Linked DNA regions of Homo sapiens: region 1 is linked to region 2. Evidence: read pairs that join two places in POLR2A ChIA-PET (ENCODE). Cell type or tissue: IMR-90. All regions are shown on one strand. Links, peaks and the distances in the headings refer to the core of each region. The heading gives the core; the rest is flanking DNA. Region 1 overlaps GPC6 (glypican 6). Region 2 overlaps GPC6 (glypican 6).

The links. ChIA-PET counts read pairs that join two places held together with the same protein. Peaks named below come from ENCODE experiments on the same cell type or tissue, not always from the same donor. Only the 100,000 strongest peaks of a DNase experiment are listed, where the experiment ranks them.
Region 1: POLR2A ChIA-PET joins it to region 2 with 13 read pairs; 2 of 35 experiments call an interaction of 5 or more read pairs at or near these places.

The regions. Positions count from the first base shown.
Region 1 is chr13:93,901,971-93,907,366 of GRCh38, forward strand. All of the region lies in intron 3 of GPC6 (glypican 6), which reads left to right. Among named protein-coding and RNA genes, the nearest start is that of GPC6-AS2, 46 kb to the left of the region's middle. In IMR-90, for the core only: no CTCF peak of the experiment used is centred there; a DNase peak (open chromatin) is centred at 2,191; H3K27ac peaks cover 482 bases.
Region 2 is chr13:93,464,709-93,470,104 of GRCh38, forward strand. All of the region lies in intron 1 of GPC6 (glypican 6), which reads left to right. Among named protein-coding and RNA genes, the nearest start is that of GPC6, 240 kb to the left of the region's middle. In IMR-90, for the core only: no CTCF peak of the experiment used is centred there; no DNase peak of the experiment used is centred there.

The DNA of each region.
Region 1 (5,396 bases), core at 174-5,173, 440 kb after region 2:
AGTGTGTTTTGATACATTTATATTTTGTGTAAAAATCAAATCAGGGCAATTTAGCATATCTATAAATTATACATTTATAATTTCCTTGTGATGAGAACATTCAAAATTCTCTCTTTTAGCTATTTTAAAATGTACAATTACAGTATTGTTTTCCATAGTCATCCTACTGTGTGACAGAACACTGGAACTTATCCCTCCAGCCTAACTGTAACTTTGCACCCATTGACCAGTCTCTCCCCATTCCCCTTCCCCTCTCCCCTCCTCAGCCTCTGTTCTACTCTACTTCATGAGAACAGCTTCCTTAGATTCCACATATGAGTGAGATCATGTGACATTTGTCTTTCTGTGCCTACTTTATTTCATTTACCATAATGTCCTCTAAGTTCATCCACCTTTCTGTAGATAACAGGATTTCATTCATTTTTAATGGCTGAATGGTATCTCATTGTGTATATATACCATATCTTCTTTACTCATTCATCCATTGGTGGACAGACACTTCGGTTGATTCCTTATCTTGACTATTGTGAATAGTGTCACAATAAACATGGAGGTACAGGTATCTCTCACACTTATTGCCCTTCCTTTAGATCTATAGCCAGTAGTGAGATTGCTGGATCATACGGTAATTCTGTTTTTAATTTTTTGAGGAAACGTCATCCTGTTTTCTATAATGGCTGTACTAATTTATATTCCCGCTAACAGTTTCCCTTTCTCCACATCTCCACCAGCACTTGTTAATTTTGTCTTTTTGAGAATAGTCAATCTAACAGGTGTTTCATTGTGGTTTTCATTTGCATTTTGCTGATGATTAGTGATGTTCCGCATTTTTTCATAAAACTGTTACACATTTGTGTGTCTTCTTTTGAGAAATATCTTTCTGGGTCTTTGCTGATTTTTAAATTGGATTATTGGAGGTTTTTTGCTATTGAGTTGATAACGCAGACATAAATCCATGCACTTATAGCCTACTGGTTTCAACAAAAGTGCCAAGAACATACAATGGAGAAAGGACAGTGTATTCAATAAATTGTGCTGCAAAAACTGGATATTCACACAGGTAGACCCCATCTCTCACCATATACAAAAATCAACGCATAATGGATTAAAGACTTAAATATAAGACGTGAAACAATAAAACTACCAGAAGAAAACACAGGGGAAATGCTACATGACATTGGTCTGGGCAAGGTTTTTTTGGATACAGACCCCAAAAGCACAGGCAACAAAAGCAAAAGGAGATAAATGGAGTTACATACATCAAAGTAAGATGTAGCCCTTTGACTGTTCTTTTTCAACGGCCTGAACAGGTTCCATTTTCTTTTCACTTCCTGCAGTAACTTCATGGTTTAGACCAATATTGTTACTTTTACTTGATCTTTATAACCAGTAATTTTTCTCCTTCAGTTTTTCCAAAACTTTATTTCCTCATATTCTTACCTTGCTGCAGAACTTTCAAAGATATCCATCCAACTTCTTGCAGTGGGGTCAAGTGCAAATTATTTCTACTTTTCTTAATGCTCTTACATTTAAAAATGTGTTTTGCATTTTTTTTCCATATCTTTGCTCAGACTATATATTGTAGCATAAACTTTAAGAGCATGAAAGATCTGTGTTTAAATTCCTATTCTTCCACAGGACAAATGACTTAATGGAGCCTGTGCTGCTTATCTGTAAAATTGGAGATTATCAATACAAACAATATGTTGTGGGGATTCATGGAGATGATGCATATAAAGTCCTTAGGACAGAGGTTGGGACCTAAGAAGTTTTTCTCAAGTAGTAGCTTCTGTATGCCGTCTAGTCTCCCCACCCCGCCCCAACTGTTTTTAAAATCCTACTCATCTTTCAGAACAAGTTCATTTCCCACATTCTCTGTGACCCTTTATGTGATCAGTTATTAGTGCCACTCATTTGGCTTGTATGTTGTCTTTCCCTGTGTGTAGTATCATCCCCCCAGCGAAATCACAAAGAAGAACATGTCCTGTCCTTTAACACTGTGTCTTGCACATTTTGTGTTGATTAATAGATTAAAGTGATACCTGTCATAACAGTTTTTCAGGGTTGTCCAAGCAGAGAATATGGATGACAACAGGCTGCCCAAACAGCTGTTACAGGATGAGGTTAAGTGCAGTGACCACAGGAGGTTTATACAAACTACCTCAGAAAATGGAGCACAGCCACAGAATCCTGGGCTGTCACCACGTCTGGCAGATTACAGTGCTGTGCAGTAAGCAGAAATGGGACATCTCATTTTAAACAAATACTTTGGGTAGATTATGAGGTTCAAGAGTAGAACTGTAGACAAAAACAAGCCTTACAAATCGCAACTGCAGCTGCAAAGGAAAAGATGCATCTTTATGAGAACCTATTGTAGGAAGACATGCAGGTTACAAATCCATCTTTAGCGACATTTACACCCCCAAGAGCTCTAGCATTAGTAATGTTATCATCCACTAGGATTATAATATAGTGTGCAATGATAGCCTGTTATGATCTGTCAGAAGTGGAAAAACTTAACTTTTATTTTTAGAGCAGTCCAGTAAAAATGTTAACACTCTCTGGGACCACCAGCCTGAGCAATATAGAAAAACCCGTCTCTAGAAAAAATAAAAAAATTAACCCAGCATGTTGATGCATGCCTATTGTCCCAGCTACTAGGGAGGCTGAACTGGAAGGATCACAAGCCAGGGAGGTTGAGGCTGCACTGAGCCATGAGCATGCCACTGCACTCCAGCCTGGGTGACAGAGTGAGGCTGTGTCTCAAAAACAAAATTAAATATAAATGTGATCTCTACTTTTTTTAAAATTTATTATTGTTATACTTTAAGTTTTAGGGTACGTGTGCACAATGTGCAGGTTACTTACATATGTATACATGTGCCATGCTGGTGTGCTGCACCCACTAACTCGTCATCTAGCATTAGGTATATCTCCCAATGCTATCCCTTCCCCCTCCCCCCACCCCACAACAGTCCCCAGAGTGTGATGTTCCCCTTCCTGTGTCCATGTGTTCTCATTGTTCAATTCCCACCTAAGAGTGAGAATATGTGGTGTTTGGTTTTTTGTTCTTGCAAATTTATGTTAGCTTTTCTAAGCATTCTCTCTTTTTTTTTTTTTTTTGAAAGGGGGTGCTTTCCAGATTGAGGGAAACTTTCTTTGTATTTTCCCTCATGTTCATTTTAGAATAAGTAGGGATGATTATTTATTTAGAAACTGCATTGTATGGTGGGAAAAAAGCACCTTAATGCTGAAATTCAGAGGGAATTGGATTCAAATCATAGCTTTGTCTCTTACTCTATATTCTTGGATAAGTAGTTTAACCTTAGTAAACCGCTCTGTGAATCCTCACAGGAAGGTTTCAGTGCTACACAAAAAATGCTCAGAATTATGCCTAACCTATATGAGGCACTCAAGAAAGGTAGCTATTATTATATTTGACTAATAAGAAGTTAGTTAATTTTGCAGCCAGTCATATTGTTTAAAAGGCTGGCACAAGTTACAATTTCCTGTAATTGTCTTAGAAACCACACCTTTCTAAATAGGAATGGGTATGCTCTCAGGTCAAATGCCTTATTTGTTCAACTTGCATCTATCTGATTCTGCATAAAGTATTTGGCTGATCAGAACAGTCAGGAGGATAGAAGCTAATTTAATCAATAAATATGTTTTGGAATTTTGTTTTACAACACCAGAGTCTGGCAAAAGCAAATAAATTGCTTTCTCTCTTTGGGATTAGGTGAGAATAATCCAATTTGAAGGATCAGGTTTTAATTACCTAATGAATGAATCCTGCTAGGAGTTCTGAATTTCATGTTTGGTCAAGATTGACAATGATGAAATAAGCAGAAAAACCCAGGCAAAGAGAAAAATAGTGAAAGCCTGAGATAAAGTATGAAGAAGGTATGTGAACAATATCACCCATGAATGGTGGTGCTACAAGTCATGGTTTATTTCTCTGAAAGGTTATCTGAAAATTAAAAATCAATGAATCTTAGAATAAATACTGACTTTGAGTATCTGTAACATGTTGCATTAGAAATCTTAGGTTGGAGGCAACAGAAACCAAATTTGTTCACTTCAACAGGCAAAGGGGGAATGTATTATAAGGATGCAGGGGGTGTCTCAGAACCTCAGTGCAAGAGTGCAGTCTGGCTCCTGGACCCACAAAAAGTTTGTCTTTCTCTCTCATTCTCTCTCTCTCTGTAGGTCAACTTCATCCTTTTACCCTTGGTTTTGGCAAATCATCTTCATCAATTACTCAGTTCACCTACTAAAAATGGCCATAGCTCTAGATTTTGCATCTTCTCTTACCAAGAGACCAGCCCTCACTGTAATTGAAACCTTCCAGTCCCAATTCCAAACTCTCAGAGAAGGAACCCCAAAAGGTTCACTGCATATACTGAACAGCTTATTATAGTTGGGAATCAAATGATAATGCTGAAATAAATGCTCATGACAGTGTCTTACAAAGAGTCATTCATTTTCAAGCATGTTACCCAATGGTCCAAAATCCAATGCTCATTGAGATACCACTAAGATTATCATTATACATGACACAAAACTTTCCATTGATAATACCATTTTGTATTGAATATTGTGTTATCAGATACTTAAGGCAACTGAGTCACCATCTTGATGTCTTTATATAGAAAAGCATTCAAATGAAATTCAGAGGTAAGAAATACAAAATGTAGAGGGAGAGGAGGTGTATTCAAATGACGTTTATATCCCCAGCACCAACTGTCATTTCCCTTTAGGTATCTTTGCTCCTCTGCAGAGCATTCTCAGCTTAATAGCTCTAAGATACTCAGCTGTGAACACAAAGGGGGATAAAACTCTGAATGAAAAAGATGAAGGATTCTTTGGTAGCTCTTACAAACTGAAAGAACTGAGTCTAACAAGGAATTTGTTTTGTTAACTAGTAGATACATATATATTCTCTCCACTCCCCTTTTAGTCACTAGTTAATGTTTTTTGAATGCCTGTCAAAAATTTACATTCAAAGATGTAAACATGTGGAGATAAGAACTAGAGTTAACTTTTCAAATTGTGTCACAGTGATCTGATGAGACTAGAGATAGGAGAAACTTAGTAAAAAGAAATAATTCATTTTGTAAGAAAATAAAAATCTACAAGTTTCTTGTGGGAAATTTATGTTTGAAATGATAAATAAGATCTACAATCCTTCAATTATTGAAAATAAATACCTCCAAAAAGAAATGTGTCTGCAGACCTGCTATAATCCTTTTCTTATGTATATCCCTTAATAATAAAATTTAACAACCAAAAATCCACTTATTATTCTAATAATCCACTGACTTAGCAATCTTGATGACATAATGTGGTGCAAAAATAAAATTTTCTCTTCCATTTTCAATGGGATACATTATAGT
Region 2 (5,396 bases), core at 85-5,084:
TTAATGTTGGTATTTTGATTTCCTCTCATGGATCACAAATGTTCTTTATGGCATCTGGAATGGTGAATCATTTCCAGGAGGTTTTCAATTGACTTTGGCCAGATCCATCAGAGGAATCACTATCTATGGAAGTTATAGCCTTATGAAATGTATTTCTTAAATAATAAGACTTGAAAGTTGAAATGACTCATTGATCTATGGGCTGCAGAATGGATATTGTGTTAGCAGGAATCAAAACAACATGTACCTCTCTGTCCACCTCCATCAAAACTCTTGGGAGACCAGGTGAATTGTCAATGAGAAGTAATATTTTGAAAAGAATCTGTTGTTTTTCTGAACAGTACATCTCAAGGGTGAGTTTAAAATATTCAGTAAACTGTGCTGTAAAACAGATATGCTGTCATCCAGGCTCGATTGTTCTGTTTATAGAGCACCATCAGAGTACATTTAGTATAATTCCTAAGGTACCTATGATTTTTGAAATGGCGAATGAGCATTGGCTTCAACTTGAAGTCACCAGCTGCATTAGCCTCTAAAAAGAGAGTCAACTTGTCCTCTGAGGCTTTAAATTCAGTTACTTATTTTCTCCTTTTTAGCTATAAAAGTCCTACATGGCATCTTATTCCACTGGAAGCGTGTTTTATCTACATGGTAAATGTGTTTAGTGTAGTCACCATCAATTCTTTTTTAAGCTAGATCATCCAGATAAACTTCTCGCAGTGTTCCATTAGCACTTGCTGCTTCACCTTGCACTTTTATTTTATGGAGAAAGCGTCTTTGCTTCAACCATATGAATCAACCTTTGCTAGATTCAAACTTTTTTTCTGCAGCTTCCTCACCTCTCTCAACTTTCATAGAGATGAAGGGAGTTAGGGCCTAATCTAGGCTTTGGCTTATGAGAATGTTGTGGCTGGTTTGATCTTCTATGTAGAGCACTAATAGTTCCTCCATATCAGCATGAAGGCTGTTTCAGTTTGTTATTATTCGTGTGTGCATTGGAGTAACACTTTTAATTTTCTTCAAGAACTCTCCCTTTGCATTCACAGCTTGGCTAACTGGCACAAGAGGCCTAGCCTTTTGGCCTTTCTCAGCTTTCAATGTGCCTTAATCGCTAAGCTTAATAACTTTTAGCTTTTTCTTTAAAATGAAAGAGGTACTACTCTTTTTTGTGCTTGAATACTTAGAGGCCGTTGCCAGATTATCAATTTGCCTAATAATATCACTGTGTTTCAGGAAACAGGAAGGTCTAAGGAGACAGACAGAGATGGGGGGAACGGCTGGTTGATAGACCAGTCAGAACACAGAAATTATTAAAATAATTACAATAATAACATCAAAGATTACTAATCACAGATCACCATAACAAATACAGTAATAAGGAAAAGTTTGAAATATTGGGAGAATTAACCAGAATGCGACACATAGGCATGCCATGAGCACATACTGTGTGAATAATGGTGCTGATATACTTTCTTGATGCAGGGTTGCCACAAACTTTCAAATTGTAAAAAAAAACAGTATCTGTGAAGAACAATAAAGTGAAGTACAATAAAATGAAGCATGCCTGTATAAAGTGATTCATCTAGATATTCTTTGATTCACTCATTTGTTTTCGTCACGTATATCACGTGATGTATAATTATTTTCTGAATATTTACTCATTTTTTAACAGTCTTCTCAGCTGTTATGTAAGCTCTCTGAAACATAGAAAATTTTGCTAACCTGTTAAAGAGTTACATTTCTAGCACTTAACACTATCCTTGATATGTGGTAATGGTCAGTAAATATTTATTGAATGAGTCGAGGAATTGTGATCATCTGTATTGTTTAGGTTACAGAAGAGTTAATTTAAAAAAATAGTATATTTTGGCTTTCCAGTGGTTTTAGTTGAGTGTGATTGTTTAACAAAAATGTATTGAGCAACTAGCTGGCTGCCATGGGGGATTTTTAAAGTGATGGACAGGGTCCTTGTTTCTCAAAGAATACGCATTCTAGTATATAATTTGGCATGTGTATGGAAGAGTCAATGAAAGATTACGAAAGACAAATGGTGGAGGCTCAAAGCTATGCTTTTATTCTCATGTGCTGGTGGAGTACTACTATGGATCTGATAACAGTAAATTTGCTGTCTCATCAGTTACAATCTGTTCTTCACTATTAATTGAGTTATAATTCTGGGACACTCACTCAGTCCAAATCTGACCTGTGATATTATCCTCAAAATAAATGCTTGAGAACAAGTATTATCCTAAATTTACTGACAAAGAAAGGGGAGTCTATGAGGTAAAATACTTTTCTTAATGATACATAGTTGTCAAGATGCAGTCAGGGGTTCAGCCCCATGTTTTCTAAATCCAAGTCTTAAATATTTTTCTGTATACAACGTTGCCTTTCTTCTTTCTACCCCCTTTATAAGCAAAATGTTAACAAAATGTTTTTTCTTTCTGCATAATAATTTGACCTTTAGTTAACTCCCTGCCTCTGATCTGATAACCTTATAAAAGTGGTACACCAACCAAGTTACTAAGCAAGGTTGCTATGTCATGACCCCTGATTGGTAATTTGCATATATACTGGGAAGAATTATAAATGAATTACACATACCAGATGGTGCTGCCGTAATGTTGTGATTCCTGAGTATGGTGACTTACAAATGGTATGCACCAGGAGGGTGGTCCTGAAAGCTATGTCCATGGGATTAATTTAGTACATATGGACTCCTCGTGGAGCATGAGGCTTGTAACCAGGATGACTGTCATACCCACTGGTATGTATCTTGTCTTCTTGCACCTGAGGAACAGTGTGGATTGCTCCTGATAATTCTGCAGAATAATACCTGATGCTACCCTGCTGGCAAGCTGTGATTCTTTTTTTTTTTTTTTTTTTTTTTTGAGACATGGTCTCATCCTGTCACCCAGGATGGAGTGCGGTATTGTGATCACAATGACTCACTGCAGTCTCGAGCTCCTGGACCCAAGCCATCCTCCCACTTCAGCCTCCTAAGTTGTTGGGACCACCGGCATGCACCACCATGACCAGCTTATTTTTTATTTTTATTTTTTTGTAGAGACAGTTTCTCCTTATCTTGCACAGGCTGGTCTCGAATTCCTAGGCTGAAGTGATTTTCCCGCCAAGGCCTCCCAAAGTGTTGAGATTACAGGTGTGAGCCACTGTGCCCAGCCAAGCGGTGATTCTTGTCCTGTAACCTTCTAAGTGTTTGATGCCAGGTGACACTTGTGGTGGTCTTGTGAGCTTGAATGTTTAGCTGAACCTGAAAACTCTTGGGTAGAGTCCTAGCAAGTAAAATTTTTGATTTTTTTATCCACAGATAAACAAATATCTTCAATCATTTGTCTTGATCTTAATGGCCATTGTCCTGTAATGAATGAATTTGGGCTTTGAATTTTGTGAGCTTGAATGTTAATTGAACCTGAAAACTCTTTAGTAGAGTCATAGAAAGTAAAATTTTTCATTTTATGCCCACATATACACGAATATCTTCAATTACTGGTCTTGATCTTAATGGCCATTACCCTGTAATGAATGAATTTGGGCTTTGAATTCAAAGATATTCCACAGATTAGTTCACTTATTTTAATGAAGTTTATGCCTTAAAATGAGACAGTTTCTCCACTTATCCCTATGTTCCACATGAGAATATTGAATGTCATTTCTTTTATAAAAAAGAGTTCCAAATTCATTGTGTAAAGCATCCTCATGAAGTCTGAAGATTTAATTTGCTTATATATCTTATTGTAATAAAGAAGCAAATTATAATTCGGGGCTGGGGACTGGAGTTTAAAAGAAATACTTTAAAAAATATTTTTAAGAGTTAATTAGCTTTCCAGAGTACTGTGCATTTAATATGTACATAGAAAGTGAGGCTTACATTCACAGCAATCAGAACAAACAAAGCCACAAGTGTGATATTCAGCAATGCACACAGCCCTAGAGAAGAGCATGCATAATATTCAGGCCAACAGAAAAATCACTTTCAGATAAACTAACAGAAGAAGGAATACCTAAGGTAAACTAACTGGGGCAATTTCTAATGAATGCAATTGCACTATGCAAGGATGGGGCAGTTTCAATAGGTTAAACAAAAATAAAAGTTTGGCTTGATTGTTATAATTTGTCAAAGTAAACCACTGTAACATTTAACTACCTCAATATTTTATTGCAAATGACACTAATTAGACTGTGGGTTTTTTGTTTGTTTGTTTGTTTTTTGGTTCTTGCTTTCTCAGAGGGCAGAGTTCTTAGGCTTAGTTCTCCACTTCAATTTAGTTCCTTTCTGATACTAATCACCAGTGTAATTAAGATCATTCCTAAGGGCATCTGAGAAAATGCAAAAATGGCTAGATTTTGCGCTTTGCAGCTTTACCTAAGACCTTAACAAAAATATCATAATGAAGCTGAATATTATGTATTTTTAGCAATAAATAAATGTATTATAAATGAAATTTTGAAATCCCACTTCAAAATTCAATAATTTTGAATGAATTATTGAAATTCAATAAAATTGTATTGTATTCAATTATTTCTTATATTTTTAAATAACTGTCTACTTCAAGTGGTTTTTGTCATTGTTGTTGCACAGGTCTATTAATTTTAACACCTTTATAGATTTGGTAAACATCATTATATTCAGGATATGATACAAGATAAAAGTCCTTTGCTGGATAAATAAGTTCATTGCAGATATTAATATTTTTCTCAATCTGTTACCCCATCCTTTGGTTCTATTAACAATGTATCACAGAAAAAAACTCTTCAATTTTATAAAGCCAAGTTTATTACTATGGATTATGCATTTGGTGTCATAACTCCAGATTGGAGTGGCCATGATAGGAATATGAATGAAACGACCATGGTTGCAATGAAAGAAATTATGTTTGGACTCATCAGCACCAATGTTTGTTTACCAGGCTTTCTGTGGGTCATGCTTTTGGTGTCATAACTCCAGATGACAAAGATCTTCTATCTGTTCCTCTAAAGGTTTTATGGTTATGGATTCTATGTTTAGATCTGTGATCCATTTTAAGTTAAAACTTTTGTAGAAAGTATGAAATTTACACTAGGTTTTTTTTGTTGTTGGTGGTGGTGTTACTTTTTGTTCTGCATGTGGATGTTGAATGGTATGAACACCATTTACTGAAAAGGGAATCTTTTTTCTTTTGAATTGCTTTTCTGTTTTTGTCAGAAATTTAATGACCATATTGGGGGAGTATGTTTATTTCTGTGTTCCTTATTTTCTATTCAGTTGGTCAATGTGTATATCCTCCCACCAATTCTGTATAGTCTTGATTAGTTTTACAGGAAGACTTGAAATTGGATAGTGTAATTTCTCCAACTGTGTTCCTTTGCCATTTTTTTGGTAATTCTAGATCTTTTGC